Linked DNA regions of Mus musculus: regions 1 and 3 are each linked to region 2. Evidence: chromatin loops called from intact Hi-C (ENCODE). Cell type or tissue: gastrocnemius. All regions are shown on one strand.

The links. Hi-C counts contacts between places; a loop is a spot of excess contacts. Peaks named below come from ENCODE experiments on the same cell type or tissue, not always from the same donor. Only the 100,000 strongest peaks of a DNase experiment are listed, where the experiment ranks them.
Region 1: it touches region 2 in a loop (2.9-fold over the local background); 10 of 42 quality-filtered maps call a loop at or near these places.
Region 3: a loop joins it to region 2, with 10 times the contacts of the local background. A loop is called at or near these places in 13 of 42 quality-filtered maps.

Annotation. Positions count from the first base shown.
Region 1 is chr10:81,639,367-81,647,366 of GRCm38, reverse strand. It overlaps Ankrd24 (ankyrin repeat domain 24), which reads right to left. Exons shown (of 20, transcript NM_001374016.1): 11 at 7,431-7,511; 12 at 7,232-7,339; 13 at 6,555-6,599; 14 at 6,377-6,475; 15 at 5,319-5,391; 16 at 4,948-5,066; 17 at 3,474-4,850; 18 at 934-1,062; 19 at 509-574; 20 at 1-267. The coding sequence ends at 190. Among named protein-coding and RNA genes, the nearest start is that of Gm10778, 5.7 kb to the left of the region's middle. In gastrocnemius, CTCF peaks have their summits at 3,380 (motif pointing left) and 3,913; DNase peaks (open chromatin) are centred at 1,114 and 3,626; H3K4me3 peaks cover 2,584 bases; H3K27ac peaks cover 2,383 bases.
Region 2 is chr10:82,167,466-82,175,465 of GRCm38, reverse strand. No RefSeq gene overlaps it. Among named protein-coding and RNA genes, the nearest start is that of Gm40720, 6.7 kb to the left of the region's middle. In gastrocnemius, a CTCF peak has its summit at 4,454 (motif pointing right); a DNase peak (open chromatin) is centred at 4,452.
Region 3 is chr10:81,497,898-81,505,897 of GRCm38, reverse strand. It overlaps S1pr4 (sphingosine-1-phosphate receptor 4), which reads left to right and starts at 5,761. Exons shown (of 1, transcript NM_010102.2): 1 at 5,761-8,000. The coding sequence starts at 6,260. The coding sequence ends at 7,420. Gna15 (guanine nucleotide binding protein, alpha 15) reads left to right here. Exons shown (of 7, transcript NM_010304.3): 7 at 2,793-3,585. The coding sequence ends at 3,019. In gastrocnemius, no CTCF peak of the experiment used is centred here; a DNase peak (open chromatin) is centred at 3,066; H3K4me3 peaks cover 2,673 bases; H3K27ac peaks cover 3,262 bases.

The sequences.
Region 1 (8,000 bases), 530 kb after region 2:
AGTGCTGGGAATCAGAGGAACAGACTATAGGGAGTGTGGGGTGGTCAGCTGGCCACCATCGATAAGGCCCCAGGCTGGTCTCCCATTGAGTGTTGAATCTTGTTCATCCCCTGGGAGCTGGGGAAGATGGTGTCTGTGGCTTCTGCTTGTAGAGGTGAAGGATGGAGACTGAACAGTTGAGCTGTGTCCTCAGCGACCCTGAGCCTGAAGCCGCTGCATCTGCAGAATCTGGCTCAAAATGCACTGTACATCCTCATCCATCTGTCCCTGGTGAGGTGGGAGATGACAGAGGCAGAGTCACACCCTGATGCTTCTGGTAGATGCTACCCTTTCCCTTGCAAATCTGTCTATTCAAACCCAGGGTATCAATGCCCCCAAGAAATAAGTCAGTGCACAGGGATGTTCCCAGAAACCATGAGGCTGGCTCTGAACAGAAGGAGAAACCGAGGCCCAGGTAGTGTCAGGGGATCAATAAAGCTGGACTGGAGTCAGGAGGCAGAGGACTCACCTGAATGGCATACAGGAGATGGGTGCGGTATAAAGCCACCACAGCGCCATGCTCCCGGGCCTCCTCCTGTGGACACACGGGAGATGGGGATATCAGAGGTACAAGGTCATCCTTGTGTACATTGTGAATTTGAGGTCAGCCTGGTCTACCTGAGACCCTGCCACAAAAGAGAGGTGGAGAAGGAGGAAGGGAACAGGAGGGAAGGGAAGGAGAGAAGGGGGCTTGGAATGGAAAGGGAGGGAAGCCCATCTAGAGGGAGACACGCCCACAGAGTCAAAACCCCATGTCCAGTGGCTGCTAGTGACTGCCTCGGGAAGTGTCTGAGGTCCCCTGCCCAGCCTGTACCCTGCCAGCCACCCCCACCTCTACCCCGATTGCTCTGTCTATGGCTCCCATCACCCCTGCCCCATATACAGAGCCAGTACCTGTATCTGCTGCTGCAGGGCTGTCACCTGGCCGCGCAGAGCCTCCTCCTCCTTGGAGCTGGCTGGGGTGGACTGCTGCACCTTCAGAGCCTCCTTCAGTGTAAAGACTTCTTTGGACAGGTCTGTGATCTGGCAAAAGGGAGGGGACCCTGTGAGTGAACATGCCGAGCCAGGCAGGGACCAGGAACCTCTGGCACCTTTCCTGGGCAGCCTGGCACAGGGTCACTGATTCGAGCCAGGAGCTGAGCTGACTCAGCCTCTGACCACACTGGTGCTTGCCAGAACACAGTCCAGGAATCCCCTCATTTGAGGAGAATTCCGAATGCTGTGAGAACATTCCAAAAAACTCTGTATTTATACAGCCCAGGGCTTAAAATGTTCCTCATATTTTTAAATATCTGGAGAAAAAGAAATCCAAAGAAAGATCTATTTTGTGACCACTGAAGGGATTCCAAATCACATATGACACTTATTAATAAAGTTTTATTGTTACACAGCCATGTCTGTTCACAGCAAACAGGGACCAGACATTATGGAGCCTCCAGGTCAATAAATACAGTTTTTTGTTTTGGTTTGGTTCTTCATAGAAAACACCCTGCATCCCCTTATCTTAAGGCCTGTGTTGGCACACCTTGGAAAAAAAAACAGGGCCTGGGGCTGCCTGGCCAGACCCAGCAACCCATAAAGCCAACTTAGGATTTTTATCTCATTTTATGGGATGCCCAACATTGACCTGTGACTTCCACGCATGCACATGCACACAAGGGGCATACACAAAAAGATACAATTGGGGGCCAATGATACAGCTCAGGGGTAAAGACACGTGCTGCCAAGCCTGTCTCTCTACCTGAGTTTAATCCCTGGGACCCACATGCTTGCACAATATGGATTCAGGCAAGTTGTCCTCTGACCACACATGCATGCTCCAAGTCCAACATAAATAAATATGTGTCATTTTAAACATTTTTAAATATGTAAATGGGTTCAAATCCCAGCTTATGACCCATTTCGTGGCCATGTAACCTTGTCGGAGTGGTATCACCTCTCTGTGCATATTACTTCAAATGGGGATAATTAGAGAACACGTTACAGGCTGGATATCTGTTACCATGGTTACCATTGCATATCAACACCAAAAGTGAATCTGCTGAGACTTTCTTCCTTCTCTGGGACTCAGTTTCACATGTGAGAAATGGGCTAAATTCTCAAGCCCTTGCTGGCTGGGAGGTTCTTCAGTTTTGTGTAATCTCGGGTTAGTGGACACCAACAGTGAGCAAGGAGGGAACCCACCTTCTTGTCCTTCTCCTTGGCTTTGTCCAGGGCCTCCTGGGCACGGCTCTGGGCCTGGCGCGCCCTCTCGGCCTCTGTACGAAGCCCCCGGAGCTGCTGCTCGGCCGTGGCCAGCTGGGCCTCGGCTGCGTGCCTCTCGCTCTTCATAAACAATGCCTCACGCTGCACCTGTGGCCCAAGCCCATGCGTGACTCTCGGGACATTTAGACCCCAAAGTGGCTTGGATCCTTCGGCTCTTCCCACCCTTCCATGCTGAACTGATACCATTCCACCTCAAGGAAGGTTCTGATTCCCACCCGACCCTGGTAACATCCCGGTCCTGCCAAGAGCCACTGGCTACTGGCTGTTTGTCCCTGGACAGCTGGTTAGGCCTCTTTGTGCCCTGGTGGCCTCATTTGTGGTGCAAGCCTGTGACCCAGATACTCGGGAAGCTGAGGCAGGAGGATCAGGAGTTCCAAAGCTACACTGTGACTTCAAGGCCAAAGCAAGAACGAAAACTGTCTCACACACACACACAATCCCTTCTAAGGAAGTTTGTTCGCTTTTTTTGTTTTGTTTTGTTGAGACAGGGCCTCACTGTGAAGCTATGGGCACACAATATAGTTGGCAAAAACAAAATTTTCAACTCAGATGGGACTCAGTGGGTAGAGAGCTGGCCCAACATGCACCTCTGTGTAAACAGGTCCTACTGATGCTACACCTATCATCCCTCTAATTGGGAGGTAGACGCTAAAGGATCAGGCTTTCAAAATCAGCCTCAACCACACAAGTCTCTGCTATAAAAACAAAACAAAACACACACACACACACACACACACACACACACACACACACACACAGACCAGGGGGCTCGGGAATGGCTCAGGGTAAAGGTGCTTGCAGCTAAGCCTAATAGCCTTGGTTGGTGCTCAGGATCCACATGAGAAAGAGAGGACTGTGTCCCACAGGCTGCCATCTGACTTTCCCACCATGCCATGTGTGTGCACCACATAGAAAATAATAAATTAAAACTAAATAGAAATACTATGGGCTGGAGAAATAGCAAAGGGGGTTAGATCACTGCTCTTGCAGAAGACCAGGGTTCAGTTCCCAACACCCACGCGGTGGCTCATGTCTGTAACTCCAACATCCAGTAAATCGGACGCCCTCTTCTGGCCTCCGGAGTACTGCGTATATGTGATAGACATTCACGCAGACGCCCAGGCCCACGCGGAAATCCTCTGAAAGGACAGCCTGGCGCAGGCGCTCACCTGGAAGACCTCTGCGCTAGTCTTCTCGTGCCTGCGCGCCAGGTCCGCCAGCTGCGCCTGCAGCCGGGTCACGTGGTCGCGCAGGGCGCTCAGCGCGTGCTCGTGCTCGTCCGCAGGAACCGAGGCCCCGCGCATGCGCTCCAGCTCCTCGCGAGCGGCGTCCACGGTAGAGCTGAGTTCGGCGACCCGAGCCTCGGAGGCAGCTAGCGCTTGGCGCAACTCGGCGGCCTCTGTGCGTGCGCGCTCGCCGGTAGCCGTGGCCGTGGCCAGCAATTCCCGAAGCGCCTCTAGCTCGCGGCTCCGCCCCCGCGCCGCCTCCTCAGCCTCTGCAAAACGGCCCCGAGCAGCCTCTAACTCGGCCGCAGCCTCCCGCTCCCTTCTGCGTAGCGCCTCCTCCAGACCGCGGATCCGGGTCTCCAGCTCGGCCTGCAGCGCCGCCGCCGCCGCCCCCGGGTGCAGGATCGCAGCGCAAGGGTCCTCCGTGCCGCTGGTCTCGGCTTCCGTAGTCTCTGTCACAGTGGCCTGTGCCCCCGTGGGCTCCATAGCTGTGTCCTGCGCTCCGGTGCAGTCTGCCTCCGTGGCCTGCCAGCAATCGGCCTGCGCTCCTGTGGCCACCTGGGTGGTGTCCTTGACTCCTATAGCTTCTATCGCTGTGGTCTGCACTCCTGTGACCTTCACTCCTATGACCTCCGCCACTGTGGCCTGCACTCCAGTGGTCTTCACTGCCTTAGCCTCTAATCCTGTGGCCTGAATTCCTGTATCCCGCACTCCGATGGCCTCCATGTTTCTAATCACTGTACCTGTGAGCCCTGCCTGTGCCAACACATCCACCTCATCAGCTTTCATTCCTGGATTCTCTTTTCCTCCTGTATCTTCGGCAGCCACTGGCTCACTTTCGGCATTGTCACCTAGAGCTTTCACATTTAGGGCCTCAGCCATAGTAGCACTAGTGTCCATTTCCTTGGCTGCCAGTCTGTCTTTCCCCGTGGCCTCTGAACCTGCAGCCTCGGGTTCTATGGGTGCTGCTTCTGAAACCCCTGCTTCAGTATTCCAGACACCCTTGGAGCCTCCTGCTTGGAGTTCCATTCCATTTGCTTTGGTTTCTGCATATGTGGTGCCGTTGAGGTCTGGGACGCTGGGTCCATTCTGGATAGTGATTCCCTTATCCTTGATTTCCTGGTATGCTGTCTCTTCTCCTTCTTGAGCCCTGGGTGGCTCCCCCTCCTGCTGCTGCTGCTGCGAATGCATGGCCTCTGTGTATTGCCTCCGAAGCTGCTCAAGCTCTGCCCGTAAGGATTCATACAAGACCAGGGGGACGACCTCGGCCTGACTTTCTTCTGCCATCTGCGCCTCATCCTTTTCAAACTCCTCAAGGATCTGGGGGTGGGGAGGCAGGCAGGCTAAGAGGTGGGCTCACCATGTTCCCTGCCCACCCCGAGGTCTGCAGAGATGTCCACTGCCTCAGTTTCCCCACCTGGACCTTTTCCAGCAGCTCCTGGTTCTGCCTGGTGAGCTGAGCCACCTGCTCCTGTAGGGAAGCAACTATTTCCTCTGCTGATGGACTCTGGTTCTTTGGCATCAGTGCATCAGCTCCTGACAAGGTTGAGAACAGCACAGAGTCAGGCTGGGGACACATGCCATGAGGGACAGTCAGGAACTGCTCAGTGGGGAGGTGCATTGCCTCAGGCAGGTGGGGATCATAGTGTCTGTGCCCTTCTGGCATCATGTGCCTCCTCCATGGAAGGCCATGGTCGTGGTTTTGTGTCCACATGGCCATCCACCCCTCAGAATCCCGGGTAGGCAGCAGGGAGGGTGTGTGTGTGTGTGTGGAGGGGCAGATCTCACCTGGGAAGTCAGGCATCTCACCCTCCTCATCCTGCAGGGTAGCTACATCATAGCTTGTGTTTTCTCTCTCATTCTAGGAGTCCAGCACAAAGTAGACCTTCAGACCCTGCTCCTTACTGACAAGAGACTTTAGGTCCTCCCAAACTGACAATGTCCATATATCCACACAACAGCGGGATTGGGGGTCAGCTCCAAACTGGCTGTGTCTGTGTCTGCTGAGCACCCAAATGGCCCTTCCACCTTCTAGTGAGATGCAGGTATGGACCAGGGCCTTCACACATGCTAGGCAAGCACTCATCACTGAGGGATGTTCTGGCCAGAGTCTGGCTCTGGGCTTGAATCCCAGCACATCCCCAAATACATGCTCATCTCTGTGTATGTCTGTGCCATGGTGTGCTTGGAGGGACATTTTATCACACTTATTCTGTGTGTGCCTGCAGGATGTGCACACACGCCACAGTACAAGTCAGCAGTCAGAAGAATTGGTTCTCTCCTTCTGTCATGTGGGGAGTGGACTCAGGTCAGTAGGGTTGGCAGCAACCTCTTTATTGACTGGTCTATATCACCAACTCTAATTGCACACTCTGAGCAGTGTGTGGGTGTCTGTGTCTGTGTGAGGGCTGTGGCCTGTGTGTGACTGGTATATTTATATGTTTGGGGCACGTGTGATTGTGATGTGTGTGTCAGAGGGGCTAGAATCTTTGCATGGGTGCGTGTGTTTGCAGAAGTCTTGATAAGTGTGTGATTTTTATGGAAGTCATGTGTGGCTGGGACATTATGGATGCACCATGGTGCATAGGTGAAGTTCTGGCATGTCAGAGTTGGCCACACTCTACCACACTCCTCACCCATGCTGGGACCCCACCCCTTACCCCTCCCAACACTGGCAGGACACACTTTGATGAAAGCCTCTTTCCACATTCACTCCCTGCTTTTCCTTACATCTCTTTGGCCATTCCAAGCTCCACCCCACCCAGCCTCTTGCCCTGCCCCTAAGGCAACGCCCTAATCCCTAGGGACCTTCCTTCTGTGGCTCTGCACTCCCAAGCCCCACCCACCTCCAGCAGGGACAGACGGCTCTGCAGGCTCTCCACCTCCCGGCCCAGGCTCTCCTTCTCCTCCTGCTTCTCCGCCAGCATCTGTTGCAGCTCCTGCACCTACAGAGGCCTAGGTCAGCACTTGAGGACTTCAGGACACTGGACCCTCCCAAACACTGGCTGTGCCCTCCTCACCTACCTGTCTCTCCAGGCTGTGCACTGAGCTGGCCTCCGCCTCCAGGGGCTGCAGGTAGAAGTGGTTGGGACTGGACAGCCACCTACCACCTAGTGTCTGGTAGCCATGGCTTTTTTCCATGTACACTGAGCACCTACTATGTGCCACTCTGACCGATCCTTCACACTGTCAGACCCCATTCTGTTCTTTCACCCAGGGCGCTTAGGTACATTGCCTGCTGTGTAGCAGATCCTGTGCAGGGCCATTCATTCATTCATGCATGCATGCGTTCACTCATTCCTCACCGTGGGCCACTCCTCATCCAGTATTCATCCACTCTGAGCTCAGCACTTTCACCTGAGCCTGCCCTTATGGGCAAGCCTGCCCTCACGAGCATGCCTTTGAGTGGTAGAGTGCTCTGGTGAAATGAAAGAAGCATACAATTTCAAATATGGTGGCAGGGGAGATGTTGGAGAAAGGGAGCCTTGGGGACAGCTGGAGAGACAGCAATTCTGTACTGCAGACACCATGGGCAAAGGCCCTAGGGCTGAACAGAGCCTGCATTGTTGAAAGGCCAGTGAGGGGGCTGCATGTCAGGAGCAAAGGGACAGTGGGGAAGAAAGGGTGAAGGAAGGATAGGAAGGTAGGTGGTATGATATCCCAGGGAATTGCTCCAGACTGCAGGGCTGCAGCCTCCTAACCTCCTTCCTCCTCCGTTCCTTGTGCTGTTCCAGGCCCCTGATCTTTTGCAGGAGCCGGCCTCTCTCTTGTCTCAGGCGTACAATCTCCTCATAAGCATCCCGATCGTCCTGTCCCCTCCCCATCAGGGGACACCACTTTAGGTAAAGTCTCTAGAGCTAGCAGAATCCCACCTTGCCACAGGCTCCCCCCAACTCTTACAGGAACTGGTGTGCTGGCTGGAGGCTGGGGTGCCTTCCTCTTCTTGGGGGCTCCTTGTTTCTCATGGCTTGACACTGAGTTCTGGTATGGGCAGAGGGGGTGTAGCACATGGGTACAGGGCCAGGATCCACTTCGGGGATACAATGTGACCACCCGCTGCTGTCAGCAGCCTCAGCTCCCCTGCCTCCTCCATACTGTGAAGGACCCCGTGTCTTCCCACTTACTCTAGATCGTACGGTTCGCTGTTGGTACTTTATACTTTCCCTGGCTCTGTCGGCTTCTATGTCATTTTCTATTCTCCATGAAGCCTGAGACACAGCAGACCCAGGGCAGGAATGTGGAAAGTGGCCAGGCCCGCTCTTGCTCTGCCTGAAGCAGCCCTTAGCAACCCCAGTCCTCAGTCACCTGTCCCAGATCCACTGTCCCTAGTGTGCAGGACTGCTGGTGTTCGTGTCACTGCCACTGAGCAGGGACAGATCCTGGATAGGGGCCATGACAGAACTCTGTACATAGAGGTCTGTCTCTTCCTGTAGGTCAGGGGACAGTGAGTGGTGCATAGCACTGGGGACG
Region 2 (8,000 bases):
GCAGACAGGAGCAGTATCGGTGGCATGAAGAATCCCTGCGCTATTTCACTGCTCTACTCCACTGCTTCAGTGAGGAATCCTGTGTCCTGCTTGCAGGCCTTCCGTGAAGGGTTCGTGAAACCCACACTAATACTAGACTGGCATGTTCTGGCTGGCATGTTCAATCTGGCATACTATATAATTTCTGGGACTCAGGTGATCTAGATGTCCAGATGTCTTAGTTAGGGTTTTACTGCTGTGAACAGACACCATGACCAATCCAAGTCTTATAAAGGACAACATTTAATTGGGGCTGGCTTACAGGTTCAGAGGTTCAGTCTATTATCATCAAGGCACGAGCATGGCAGTGTCCAGCCAGGCATGGTGCAGGCAGAGCTGACAGTTCTACATCTTCATCTGAAGGCTGCTAGCAAAATACTGACTTCCAGGCAACTAGAGTGGGGGTCTTATAGCCCACAACCACAGTGACACACTTATTCCAACAAGACCACAACTTCTAATAGTGCCACTCCCTGGGCTGAGCATATACAAACCATCACATCAGCGCTACTCATTTCTACCTGAACTTGAAAAATAGCATGTGGAGCCACATACTAATGGTGATTATAGAAATGGCTGGACAGTTGTTGATAGCCCCTGCAGAGGCTGAGATACAGTGGGACTTTTGTTACAACTTTTAAGCAATCAATAAAAAGACTGGAAAGCAAAAGGTGATGGGTGGCTGAAGATACCTTTTCATTCCAAGATGACCCTGCAGGGGTCAAGTACGTTCATTCATATTCCAACACATCGAGCATGTCAGTCTCACAGCATAAGGTTATGTTTATTTATACTATCTTACTTGTGAACATGAAGATAGCCAGTAAGATCATGGCCAAGAATTCTATAGAGACCCATGCTCCTTGAGAGTGCATTGAGTGGGATGCTATTGGATGGCATGTTTAAGCTGCCCAAAAAGAAAAGTTGGGTAAAACGATCTTGCATTAGTTTTGGCTTTCTGACATTGTGGCAGAATTTTAGAAACCCCATTGCACCTGGCATTTACCCTGGAGTGATGATGGCCTCTAAGCCTTGAAATAATCTCTTATAAGTAATCAGTGATTTTCATCTCAAATTTATGGGGATGTCAGACCCTTAGTGTAGCTGGCCTCTTTGTTCCCAGAATAATGATTCTGAGAATTAATTACTTATAGAGAAATGCCTCGGCCATAAGCTTTAGCTCATCCCCCAACTAGCTCATAACTTATATGACCTACTCTATCTCTTCCACATGGCTGGCTAATTACCTCTCCTAACTATCTTCCAACATCCCCACATCTCTCTCTCTCCTCTCTCTCTCTCTCTCTTTCTCTCTCTCTCCATATCTAACCTTCTAATCCTGCCTCAGCTTACTGGACATCAGCATTTTATTGACAGGTGGTATTTCCACATATTTCACAAGAGATTTTCTCTACATCTTCCCTTTTTAGTCCAATAAAAGGCTCTTTGTCTAACATCAATAAACTAAATATAATAAGAACAATTATGAAAACTATCAGGTAAAAATTATGTTTATATCCTAGTCCACATGCATTTGGCAACCTTGGAAAAAGTTCTCTACTATCTATCCTATCTTGGTGAGTTACAGTTCTGTACCTAAATCATGTGCTATCATAACTTTTTCTTACCAACTTAAAATATCTTATTACACCTTAAAACATTTTCTTAAATCCTAAACGTCTTAAGCTTAATTGTGAGATTATAACTATGTAGTCTTCTACCCCATCAGAGACCTGGGAAGGATAAACACTAACTGAGTAAACAGGAAGTGCTGAGCAAGCAGCTTCCAAAACTACAGAGATGACAGAGGCTCCTGGCTACATGGACAGTCACCCAAGATACTTCTGGAATGTTGGAACATCATCTTCATTCTTCTGGCCTAAAATATCTGATAGACTTTTCTATGAAGCAGGAATTATTATGGACTGCTTACCTTGTTCTGGCAAAGCTGGCAGTCAACTTCCCTCATTCTCATCTGTCCAGCCTGGACAGCATGCTGTCATTAGTTGAAGCAAGGGCAATTTCTTGCTCAATAGCTAGCTTGCCCCCTTTTAAAGAAAACTCTATTTGGTGGATCTTTGATGCTTATCATCTTTGAAGTAGAATGGGGTGCTGCCAGGAGCTGACCTGTCTCATTGTCAGAAATGCCTTTTATTAATAGAACATCTTTAAATGCTGTATTCTGTGGATCTCTGAAGTTTTTGAAGACTGTCTATCTCTAGTATATTTGAATGGCAAACATTGCTTGTTTCTAGCTATGTACTATCTGTTCAACCTAGAAAACATTTCTGTAATTAATTAAGCTAGCCTCAAACATGATCAGTAAGTTTGATTGACTGACTTTTTTTTTTTGGTTTTTCAAGACAAGGTCTCTCTGTATAGCCTTGACTGTCCTGGAACTCACTTTGTAGACCAGGCTAGCCTCAAATTCAGAAATCCACCTGCCTCCCAAGTGCTGGGATTAAAGACATGTGCCACCATGCCTGGCTCTAACTTACATTTCTTAACTATGCTAAACAATTTGTAAAGCAATTTTCAAAAGGACTAGAACTTAACGTTGCATTTTTAATAATTACTAAGGTACAATATCTTAAACAAGAGTTGAAACATGTATGTTGTAATAAAATATAACCTTACCCTATCAATATACAAAGAATATTGTAAATTACTTGGCTTATTAATGTTCTTTGGTCTAAAAGTAGATACAATAATCTACCCTTTAACTTAATTATTCCTATAGCCCCCCTTTTTCCTTATCCCTTTTTCCACTTTTGCCTAACTCTAAATAGGAGAGAAAGAATGATAAAGGAAAGAAAAAGAAATAGAAAAAGAAATCCTTGAAACCAACCTCCCGTACTTTGTTTCTTCTCTTACCAAGACCATTAACAATTTGTAACCAACCCCATTCAAATGATGACAAATATCCATCACCCTACAAACAAAAACCATCTACCCGGCCATCTTTCCCATCACACAGACCCAGTGTGTCTATGTGATGGGAAACTGCAGTGCTTACATGAAGTCCTAATTGAAACAGTCTATAAACCTGTACCAACTGGACTCAGCAGTTTTGAGCTGTGCTGGAAGCAAGTTTTGCTGAAACAGCTATTGAGGTAGTCTGAGGTTATATAAAGCTGGATGCTGGGATAAATATGTCTCAAGATCTAAGCACCTTTCTCAGCATCCTCACATGTGAATGTTGTCACAGCCACTAGAACTTCACTGGTGTCTGTAAGCATGTAATGTTTCATAAGCAATAATCCATTCTGCATTAACATAGGTATGGAATGTGGGGTGTGAACAATCAGCTAAAGAGGATTCTCTGCTCTCTGTTTGAGCAGGTAAGTTATCTTTAAATATCTTTTGTAACTTAGTTTGGATTGTATAACCAAACTGCAGTAAATTCTTATCCATGCCATTTGGATAAGTCTCGCGGATTCTGTAGTCAATGAGACTTATTGGCTACGATGAGTTGAGGTTCTAACTGGAGACATTTCCATGTCTCAGCCAATCTCAGAGCTGTTCCCATACAGAGAGACCAGCATATACTTTGCCCATTCTGTGCTTCTTTCTTCCTTCCTTCCTTCCTTCTTTCTTTCCTTCCTTCCTTCCTTCCTTCCTTCCTTCCTTCCTTCTTTCTTTCCTTCCTTCCTTCCTTCTTTCTTTCCTTCCTTCCTTTCTTCCTGTCGGCAGCCAAAAATCTTCAGGGGGTCTCCCATAGACAGATATGATATTTATTAATTTGGATGAAATCCACAGCTTTTCTTCCCCTGTTGAGACACAGACAAACCTCTTCCCCAATGTAACATATTTTCTTCCTTTCATTCTGTGCTAAGTGCATCCTTACATAAACAGGCTGATTTAGCTCAGCAGTTTTTCTCAAAAATGCAGTGTCTCTCAGCAGCTGTTTATTCATTACCATTCAAAAAACTTAAAGTTAATAAAGAACTATGTAATCTAGCTCAGTGGGGTCTTTGTTATCCCTTTTTGTTTGTTAACCATCTTGTTTAAAGTACAATTAGATCTATAACTACTTGTCATATAGGATTGTGTGGAATATCTGGAATATGTTTTATATCATAATATTTAAAAATCACTTCATTTTACTAGAGAAATATGCCGCAGCATTGTCAGTCTTGATTTGCGTCAGTATTCCCATAACAGCCAGAACATCCAATAAATGTGTAAACCAGAATCATTCTTTTCAGAACTCAAGGCAGAAGCCCCTTGGAATTCTGAACATATATCAACTTATATCAACACATGTACATTTTTGTTTTCAAATTGTACAAAGTGAAATATACGATCTACTGTATGACATAGCTTTAAGGTAGCAGCAGTAAGAATCTGGATTCTTAATTCAACATAATAAATTTAATAATAGGCTGCCATTCTGCAATTTTGTCACCAGGTGGCACCACAGGCATTATATTTGATTCCTCTGAAGCCCCTTTACTCTGAATCAAAGGATTTTCCATTTTCTTTTCTATCACCTCCAATCTTGCATTTGATTTTCCTTCTTTTCCTTATCTAAGTCTCCTTTCTTCTGATTACTCTTAAAATGATATATAAAATTGTGATCGTAACTGAAAAAATAACTATTTGTATGTTGACAGCCAAACAAAACTATAGGGGGTCCAAATGTTCTCTTCTATAGAATTTTTCATTTTTTAACATGGAAAACACTTCTCCTTAATACCTATAATTTTCTCCTCTCTTTGGAGACTTCACTTTAGTTCTTTTTCTCTCCTTCCTTAGGAGACTGCAATTTATTTCTTTTTCTCCTTTCTCTGGAGAGCTGATCTTCTATGTTTATTTATTTCTCTCTTAACACTTTCTAAACTTAATATATTTCTGTATTAATTTTATATAAATACTTTCCTCTGTGTGATTTCTTTTAATATTATATAATTCTTGCTTTAAGAGCATTTTATTTACAATAAAATAATCCATGCAACAAAAACAAACAAAAAACCGTTCATTTTATTAATTTCTTTCTTTCTTTTTTGTTTTGTTTTGTTTTGTTTTGTTTTGTTTTTTGAGACAGGGTTTCAGCCCTGGCTGTCCTGGAACTCACACTGTAGACCAGGCTAGCCTCAAACTCAGAAATCTGCCTGCCTCTGCCTCCCAAGTGCTGGGATTAAAGGCATGCGCCACCACCTTATTTTAAGGCTTTAAACTGAAGGGGTCTATGTTATAAAGGATGTGATAAGGCAAGATAAACGACTTTCTGTACTTTCCCAGGATGGGTTAACTTATGCCTTAAGAATGAAGGAAAACTGAATTGGGGGAGTACAATTTCTGAAGGTTAGCTTGAGCCCTGGTATTTCTAATTAGGCAACACTCTTATGCTGGTAAGTGTAGCAATGGTGAGAGCATTAAGACACAGGACATTTGGTATAACATGTGTGTCAGCATCCAGCACTCGTCAATGAACATTTTATACAAGGCAAGCTCATACAGTCTCTTGTTAATAGCATTTCCTCTTCCTGAGAAGTGCCCACTCTATTTCAACATCACTGTAGCTAACTGTCCTTTTAGTAAAATAAATCGAAATGCCAACCTGTCTCAGTGTGCTAACACTGTGAAGAGAAAACATGACCACAGAGTCTCTTCTAAAGGAAAGCATTTATTAGGGGCTTGTTTGCAGTTTCAAAGATGCAGTCCATTGTCATCATGGTGGGAGCATGGTGGCATGCAGGCAGACATGGTCTTGGAAAAGTATTTGAATTCTACATCTGGATAGCAGATAGCAAGAAAAGAGAAAGCCACTGGGTCTGGTTTGGATCCTGAAACCTCAAAGCCTACCTCCAGTGACAATTTTCTTCCAACAAGACCGTCCCTACTCCGAGGAGGCCACCCTTCCTAATCCCACTCAATCAGAGAGTCACTCTCTGATGACCAATTATTCAATCATAAGGGCGCATGAGGGCCACTCTCACTCAAACCACCAAAGTAACACCTTTTAAATTTCATTTTTTTGTGTATAGATCACTACTCTGGTTTCTATTTGCTTCTATTTTTGAAGGATTCCCAGTAATTAAGAATTTGACTTGATGTTTCTCAAATAGTTGTTAATTTATTTGAGAGAAATACATCATGTATCCCAGGCTTGCCTGGCCCTATGTCAACTGAGAATTGAATTTAAAACCCAAATCTGCCTCTACCACAGTAGTGCTGGGAATACAGGTATGCAGGTCCGAAAAGAAAAGAGAGGCAAGGGGATTCATGGCTTAATAGAGCCCAGCCTTTTATTGGGTGTTGCAAATGTAGAGGGAACTATGCCCTGATCATGACTTCTGCATTTGCAAACAGAGGGGAGGTGCCCAGAAGGATGTTAAAAGGTTTCCAATTTTTGTCTACACTTGAAGTTACCAGTGAACAGTTAGCTAATAAACTTCAGGTGATTGATAAATGATCTGATTAGTGTTCAATTGGGATGCACAGACCACAGCAACCAAAAATATAGTTAAAAAGTGAATTTCCTTTTAGCAACCAAATTATGTAGTTACACTAGTTCAAGGAGAACAGAAGAGCTGGGCAAATTTTTGTGGCCCTGCCTAACTGGTTGGTTTTTTGGGTTTTTTTGTTTTTGTTTTTGTTTTTTGATATTTGTTTTCTGGATGAGAATGGGATAAAAAGTATGAGTTAATCCTCTGTTTGCCTCCAATATAAATTGTTATTCTCTTGAGAACATGGAACCATAAAGCCTGATACCATGTTTTAAAATTTATTTTTGAGATTATAATTACTTCATTTGGTCTTTCGCTTTCATCTCTCCTGACCCTCTATATAACCTCTTTGCTTTCAAATCCATGGCCTCCCTTTGCTTTGTTTCTCCTACTTGAATTTGACCTAAGGTTATCTACAGGACTTTCCAGTTCTGAGGTAAAGAGATAGCTGTACTACAACACTGAGTGTGTAATGACTGTGCATACTAGAGACCTTATACCTAGGAGGAGAAACATAAAGTGCTCTGGGAGACTGAAAGCATTTCTACTTAAATGCAAATTTCCAGTATAGTGACCCTGTGTGCTTGTTGGGTGGAGGACAGACCTGGGAAAAAGTTTGTGTGGTATAAGTCCTTTGATCTCTGATCATAGTGTAGGGGAGTTGTTATTCCAGGGAGGCCTATATAGGTGAGTGGCCCTTGCCAAAGAGGGTCTCTGGAGCAAGTTTTGCCGCGGGAGAACCAGTGAGTAACAGCATGGTGCTTCTTTCCAGGGTTCTCACCCAGATCCAACACGTGAGTCTGTGTCCACTGTGCTGCTATGTATCAAAGCATCTGAGCATATTGCTTTCCCAGGAATACATAGTGACGAGGAGGTGGATCAGGCAGATTGCAGCTCATGTGCAGTAGCCAACGTGGCAAGAAGCAGGTGGTGGCTGTATCTTTTCTTCTTTGGCTGCTGTCTGACTTCAACCTTATTTATCTGGGTAGTCTACTGCTGCACAGGAAATGAAAGAGGAAGAAGAAAGAGGCACTGCCCTAAGGAGAAAAGAGCTCCTGTTCTGTGTCATTAAATCCTTTCCACAAAGAACGGGTTCACTACATAGGAAAATTTAAAAGATTTGAATTCCTTGATCCAAAAACAAGTTTAACAGTATTTAATAAAAAGACTAATATTTGATTTTTAAAAAAGAAAACAAATTTCTTTGTCTTTTTTTTTTTAACGTTTTCTTCAAAGATATTAAGATGTTGCTATTATGTCCTATTTTGGAATAAGAAACTGCAATGGGGAGGGCACACCTGTCTGTTTAGTATTAGTTGATTCCATAATCCTGAGACATGCCTCAAGTACAAAAAATAATACTTATAGCATCTATTTCATTAGTACGGTTAGGGTGCCTGGGAGGTACAAGGACCTCAGGGGGAACAAACGGAATCACACCAGATGCTGAGTCTTGCCTCTGGTTCCCACATCCCAGGATGAACCCTACACAGGGTCCTCTAGCTCCTT
Region 3 (8,000 bases), 670 kb after region 2:
TGGCTGCTGGGGCAGAGGACAGTGCCCAGGGCCCTAAACCAACAGAACTGAGTTTCCTGCCAACTTAGGAGACCTGAGATCCAAAACTGGTGAGCATGAAACACCCACTGGGAATCAGGCAATGATCTACAATGCTGGGCAGATAAGATTCTGGGGGAGACTTTTGTCTCAGCCCCTTCAACAATCCATGCTTGATGCCAGGTCAAATGTCACTCACATTCAACTCTGGTGACCTCTGCTATGGGAATTTGACACTGGCTTTATTGCAGCTGAGAGCTTCTAAAAGCCCTGCTATGCTGTCCCAGCCCTGTCTTAGCTGAGACATCTCGAGAACCAGGCTGTGGCCTCAAGAGGCTGGGCGGAGGAAATGGGTGGTTTGGACGGACTGTTTACACCATCGGGCTGGCACAGTGCTTCAGTCACTGATCTATTCCATGACCACAGCAACTCGGGTAAAGGAAGTGTTTTATCACTGGTTCGTTTACCTCCGAAACTCAGAGGGTTAGTCTGTAACCATCATGGCGGGAAGAGGACAAGCACGGCGCTGAGCAGTAGTGGAGAGCTCCACACCCAGAGCGACTGTCAGAAGCAGGCAGAGAGAGAAGGAGACGAAACCTGGCAACTGATGGCCTTGGAATCCCCAGTGACACACCTCTTCCAACTAGGCCACACCCCTACAAAAGACCACGCCCCCACAACAAGACCACACCTCCTAAAATAGAGCCACACATTTACAACCAGGCCACACCTCCTCCAAGAAGGCCATACCTCCTCATCCTCTCCAAACAGGTCCACAAACTGGGGACCAAGCATCAACACACCAGCCTGTGGGGACAGCGCTCATTCAAACACCATGGACAGATCCAAAAACCTTATTTACCGCTGACATTTCCTCCCGTGTTTTGTGTTCTCTGACAATTTTTTCTTTTTCTTTCCTTTCCTTCCTTTCTTCCTTTCTTTCTTTCTTTCTTTCTTTCTTTCTTTCTTTCTTTCTTTCTTTCTTTCCTTCCTTCCTTCCTTCTTTCTTTCTTTCTTTCTTTCTTTCTTTCTTTCCCTCTTTCTCTCTCTCTCTCTCTCTTTCTTTCCTTTTTGTTATGTAAATTAACCCATTTATTGTGGGCTAGGCGAGTCTCAGACGTTAGGGCTTCTATGGTCTTTCAGTTACTTCGGTTTTCTGATGGCAGACTTCACTGTGACTGCAGAGGTGGTGTTGTAGATCCAGGCACCCGCTGGCCACTGTTTTCATGCAGGAACCTCAATGCCAGATGCCAAAAGCTCATCTCTTCATCTTGGTCTTATCCCAGAAGGAGCAAGTTTACTTGGAGTGCTGGCTGATTTCAATTTTCTTCACCATTTTCCGGAGGGAGGCACCATAGCAGGTCCCGTATTTCTGACAAGCCCTATCTTCTTGGTGCATTTAGCCATGTCACTGGAAACAAAGCCCAAACTGACAATTTTTTCCTAGTTACTTGCTTTAAAAGTCTAAAAATACCTAAGGATGTGGCTCAACAGCAGGGTGCTTGCCTAGCAAGTGAGAGACCCTGGTCTCTATTCCCAATATTGCCAGGAAACAACTTAAACTCAGGGAGTGGTGGCACACACCTTTTATCCCAGCACTCAGTAGACAGATGAAGGAGGATCTGTGAGTTCAAGACCAGCCTGGTCTAAAGTGTGAGTTCCAGAAAAGCCAGGACTACACAGAGATACCCCGTCATAGGGAAACAAAAGATTGAAACCTTGAATCTGAAGAGGCATTGCTCTTGGCTCAGTGAGTAAAGGGTGTGGCACATGCAAGCATAGGGACCTGGGTTCATCACAAATAGTTCAGTTGGCATGGTGTTGGGCTGATCCAGGAGGATCCCTCCAGCATCACCAGGTATACTGCCTAGCCAATTAGTGAGCTCCAAGTTCTGTGAGGCTCTGACTCAGAAAAGAACCACAGCCAAGGCATCCCTCTGCCCTGCACCTGAGTGTACACACATCCATGCACCCAACCACACACAGAGAAAGTAACACAAAGGAAAACTCATGGCACTCTGGTCAGATTCAAAGAAAAAGAAAGCACGTCCATAGAGCAGGATGTGCCCATTGCAGAGATGGAGAAATCGAGGCACAGAGAGGGGCAGCCACTGGCTGGCAGTTGAGCCAGAGAGGAATTGAAGCAGGCGTGGGACACATGGAGGCTGCCTGAGTCCTACTCTGTCCATTTTTGCCTCCTTCCGGAGTCCCTGCTTCCATACCCCTACTCCCAGAACTGAAGTTATAGGCACATGCATAGGCACACTCCTGTTTTTCTTGAATGCTAGGGATTCGAACTCAGGTTCCCAGGCTTGGCAGCAAGCACTCTTATCCTCTGAGCCATTGCCTTTGTCCTGGAAGCAGGATTCGAGCCCACAGAGTTCCCACTGCGGGCGGCCTCTCCCATCTTAGCACTTGAGTCCTCAAGCTGAGCCTGACAGCGCCATTTCAGGGACTGACACACATGGCGCCTGTCTTCAGTAAGGATGGCCTGAGTGGCTCTGCGCCCCCATCCCCGCCTAGTGAAGGATCCCCAGAGCTGTCACAAAGACCTGAGTTGAATCCCCAGCACTACACAAACCAGGCTTGATGCCGCTCACCCATCATCCAGCTCTGAGGAGATCAAGAGTTCAAAGTCAGCCAGGGCTACAGACTGACCTGGAGGGCAGCCTGGGCTATTTAGGGAAACCAGGGTAATCCCGGGCTATGTAGGGAGTTTGCGGCCAGCCTGGGCTATAAAAGGGAGCCCACTCAACCCCTCTCCCTCTCTGCAGGACCCCGGCGAGACGCAGAGGCCGCCAAGAGCTTCATCTTGGACATGTATGCGCGCGTGTACGCGAGCTGCGCAGAGCCCCAGGACGGTGGCAGGAAAGGCTCCCGCGCGCGCCGCTTCTTCGCACACTTCACCTGTGCCACGGACACGCAAAGCGTCCGCAGCGTGTTCAAGGACGTGCGGGACTCGGTGCTGGCCCGGTACCTGGACGAGATCAACCTGCTGTGACGCGGGACAGGGAACCCCAAGCGCGACGCGGTCGTGGCGAGGACATACCTCCCCCTGGTGGCCGCGCGTGGAACTGCAGGTCCAGGAGCTGCCAAGTGGGGAAGCCAGCCCACAGGGAGAGAGTCCCTGCTTCCTACTGGGCCCCCAAGCCCAGCTCCCCTGTAATTTATTCCCTCGCCCTTCTTCTAGTTGTTGGAGAAAGGACATGAGCCGGGTCTTTAACCCCAGCGCTCCGGAGGCAGAGGCAGGAGGATTTCTGTGAGTTCCAGGACCATGTTTTCAAAAACAAACAAAACCGGATAGAACTGTCCGGGACCTTGTGACTTCCCAGGGGCCCTGTTCACATCTTCCTGTGGGGACCATTTCATCTTACCAAAGGGGAAACCGAGGTCGGCAAGATGGCTGGTGAGAGTGCCTTGCCACCAAGCCTGACAACTGGACTTCAGGACCTGTTCAGTGGACAGAGAGAGGGAGCGGAGTCCTAGGAGAAGTTCTCTATCTCCTCAGGCGTGCATGGTGGTGACACACCTACCCACACAGATAAATAAATGTAATTTAAAAACAAACAATCAGGGAACTGAGGAAGAGAGAAATATCTCAGCTCTCAGGCGCTGAGGCAGGAGGATTGCAAGTTTCATGTCCTAAATTACAGCTCAGTGTTCTCACTGTGAGCCTGGCAGGGGCCAGGGCCAGGGTATTGACTCACAGAGACAATGTCAAATCTAGGCACAGAATGGAGTAGGGGGTTGGAGTGGCTCGGAGGGTAAAATGCAGGAGTTGGCAACTGCCCTGCTCATCAACAAGCCCCAGGTTCGGTGAGAGACCCAGGGAGCGACTGAAGAAAACATCACAGACTAGGGTATAGAGCTGAGTCATCTGCGCTTGTGTTTTGTGTCCCTGTCACCCAGTCACCCCACAACCCGCCCATGCCTTCCAAGCACTGGAGTTAGAGATCTGGCTGTTCTCAGGAGAATCCAGATGCAGAGTAAGCTGCACTTTACTAACTGAACTCCCTCCAGCTTCCTTAGACATATCTCCTTACACTGCTGCATAGTACTTCACTCTGAGACACAGAATGGCTTGGTCTGGGTGCTGGGGATGGCAGCCAGAGTCTTAGGAATTCTAAGCTGGACTCTACTGTTGTTTTGTGCCTGCCAACATTTTTGCATCTACCTGAAGCATCCCAGAGTATTGTCTTGTACAAGGGCCCTGGTGCTGTCTTCAGGGTGCATTTCGGGCAGGGAGATGGTACTTGCCCAGCTTGGTTACATACTCAAAGAGCAAAGAGCTGTTCTTTTTTGGGGGTTTGGTTTTGGTTTGTTTTATTTTGTTTTTGTTTTTTTGAGACAGGGTTTCTCTGTATAGCTCTGGCTGTCCTGGAACTTACTCTGTAGACCAGGCTGGCCTCGAACTCAGAAATCTGCCTGCCCTTGCCTCCCAAGTGCTGGGATTAAAGGCGTGCGCCACCACGCCTGGCGAGAGCTGTTCTTGAAGACTGACTAAGTGCCTGCTGTGGAGGTCAAGTGTTCGTAATCTTCTGTTCTGTTATGGTGCCTGCTTCATACCACATCAGCTTCCATAGCAGGCTGCAGGTGACCGTTCTGTCTGCACTCATTCTGGGGTGCTGTGCTCAGTCCTCCTTCATGCTGAACCCCAGTACTCACTTGAACTCAGTGCATGAGGCCCAGTCATGGGCTTGGCTGGAGTTGGCCTTTAGTCAGCACTATGTTGTGTCTGTGACTATGTTATTCAGGCTCAGGGTTCATTCTGGGATAAAGGCTCAGTATAGGGTAGAGGTTTGGGGAGTCAGTGCAGAGGGGCCCTGGCCAGAGTTTGTGCACTGTCTGACATCAAGTCTCTTCAGGGTCATGGCACAGAGCAAGAGCTGTGCTCAGGTAGGGTTGGGGCTCAGTGCAGGAAGGGGCTGAGGCTGGGATTGGGGCTCAGTGCAGGGAAGGAGCTGAGACTGGGGATTGGGGCTCAGTGCAGGGAAGGGGTTGAGGCTGGGGTCAAAGCACAGAACAATTGTGTAGGCTGAGGCTGAGTTGGCACTGCCAGGGGAGCTACAGGTGTCCTTGCACATTGATTAGACACCTGCTGTTTGCTGTGTGTTGACAAGCACTATGAAGCATCCCTAGTACAGGCAACAAAATCTTATTAAGCGCCTGGTGTGTGCAGATGACTTTTTCTTTAATAGGTGATTTTAAGCACCTACTATGTATTGGTGGCACATATTTATTATTATTATTATTATTATTATTATTATTATTATTAGGTATTTGTATTTTTTTTTTAGACAGGGTGTCTCTATTATGTAGCCCAGGCTGGCCTGGAACTTACAGAGGTCCTCCTGCCTCTGCCTTCCAAGAACTGATACTAATGGCATGTGCTGCTACACCCAATGTGACACATTTTTTAAGCACCTTCTGTGTACACACAGCAAACACTGATTAAGCACCAGTGAACAGTTCAGGGGTAAAGGTGCCTGAGGCAAAGCTCTAAGGACCCACATGGTAGAAGGGGAGAATGGACTCCTGTGAGTTGCCCTCTGACCCCAGCACATGAAAGGACACACACAGTCAATCAATAAATGTAACAAAAATTCTAAAAAGATATTAAGCACCTGTTATGCATGGGTGGTACTTGATGTGTTTGGATGACATTGATTAAGGCTTGGCTGGTGTATACAAGTGACAAACATTTATGACATTCTGTCTTTTCCTTTTTTTTTTTTTTTTTGGTTTTTCGAGACAGGGTTTCTCTGTGTAGCCCTGGCTGTCCTGGAACTCACTTTATAGACCAGGCTGGCCTCGAACTCAGAAATCCGCCTGCCTCTGCCTATGGCACGCTTTCTGTGTACAGTTGACAAATACTTATTAGGCACCTGCTGTATATATAAGCATACAGTTGGAACAGTTGGGCACAAGGGGGTGGGCAGAGGGATCTTGGATGCCAGGCTATGCCCATTGTCCAGTAGTGACTCCCCATCTAGTGCTTGCCTCCCATCCAAAGAGGGAAATTTGGTCCTGGGTGGGGTGCCATGAGAGATCATGCTCTCTAGCTCAGAGCCCCCAGAGTCACACCCACAGTTGCTCAGGATGCCCCTCCCTGCCCTGGCCTCACCCCCACCCACTCTGGGGCACCTTGAGCATAACAGGAAATTTCAAACAACAGGAAACCCAGGCCAGGCAGTGACTCCACCCTGCGGAGGCCTCTCTCAGTCTGTCCCCGGGGGAGGCCATGAACATCAGTACCTGGTCCACGCTGGTGACCCCAGAGTCCTGCCACCGGCTGGCAGCCAGCGGCCACAGCCTCCTCATTGTCCTGCACTACAATCACAGCGGCAGGCTGGCCAGCCGCGGGGGCTCTGAGGACGGTGGAGGGCTAGGGATGCTGAGGGGGCCGTCGGTGGCCGCAGGTTGCCTGGTGGTGCTGGAGAACGCCATGGTGCTGGCCGCCATCGCCATCTACATGCGGTCCCGCCGCTGGGTGTACTACTGCCTGCTGAACATCACACTGAGTGACCTGCTCACAGGCCTGGCCTACGTGGTCAACGTGCTGCTGTCAGGGACTCGTACCTTCCAGCTGTCACCGGTGCACTGGTTCCTGCGGGAGGGCCTGCTCTTCATGGCCTTGGCCGCATCCACCTTCAGTCTGCTCTTCACGGCCGGCGAGCGCTTCGCCACCATGGTGCGGGTGGCTGAGAGTGGGGCCACCAAGACCAGCCGTGTGTATGGCTGCATCGGTCTGTGCTGGCTACTGGCAGCTATCCTGGGCCTGCTGCCCCTGCTGGGCTGGAACTGTGTGTGCGCCTTCCCACGCTGCTCCAGCCTGCTGCCCCTCTACTCCAAGGGCTATGTGCTCTTTTGTGTGGTGGTCTTCGCCCTCATCCTAGTGGCTATCCTGAGCCTCTACGGGGCCATCTTTAGAGTGGTCCGAGCCAATGGGCAGAAGTCTCCACGTCCTCCTGCCCGCCGCAAGTCCCGCAGGCTACTCAACACCGTGCTGATGATCTTGGTGGCCTTTGTGGTGTGCTGGGGTCCCCTGTTTGGCCTGCTCCTGGCTGACATCTTTGGTTCTAATGTCTGGGCCCAGGAGTACCTGCGTGGCATGGACTGGATCCTGGCCCTGGCCGTGTTCAACTCAGCCATTAATCCTCTCATCTACTCCTTCCGCAGCCGTGAGGTGCAGCGCGCTGTGCTGGCCTTCCTGTGCTGCGGCTGTCTCTGGCTAGGTCTGCGAGGTCCAGGAGACTGCCTGACCCGGATCACCGAGGCCCACTCCGGTGCATCCACCACTGACAGCTCCCTGAGGCCCAGGGACAGTTTTCGGACTTCTCGGTCACTCAGCTTCAGGATGAGAGAGCCGCTGTCCAGCATTTCCAGCGTCCGCAGCACCTAGAGCTTGGACCAGCCAGTTGCCCACTGAGCAGGCCCTCCCAGACGAGGTGAGAAGGGACAGGACACAAGAACCTTGCCTGATGGTGACTGAGAACATGACAGCAAGCCCCGGGTTCCTTCCACAAAATTCCCCGTGATGAATGTTTGGCAGAGAGTGGCTGGAGCCAGAGCCAGTGAGTCTGGGCCTTGAAGGGCCCCTCCCCCCCGCCCAGGCAGCAAAGGGGATGTGCCATGTCCGAGGCCATGGACAGGACAGAGCTTTGTGGTTCTGTCTTAGTCACATGTGTTCAGGTCAATGCCCAGGCTACTGTAATGTGTCTCCTGGTCATACCCACTGGTATACAGTGCTTTGGGGGTGTGCTGGGATGGGGGTGGACCTGCACCATTTGTTTGAGGGCAACTTGACGTGTTTAAGAATGAAAGGGGGCCTGGAGGGCACACCAGTCTGTCATCCACCCCTCTTCTCAATGACTTCTACATTGGGACAAGCAGCCTGCCCCCGATGGCCTCCCTCCTCCAGTTCAGGTTCTCTGTCTCTGTGTGGGGAGGATAGAGCCACCCACTCCAGGTCTGGGGCAATC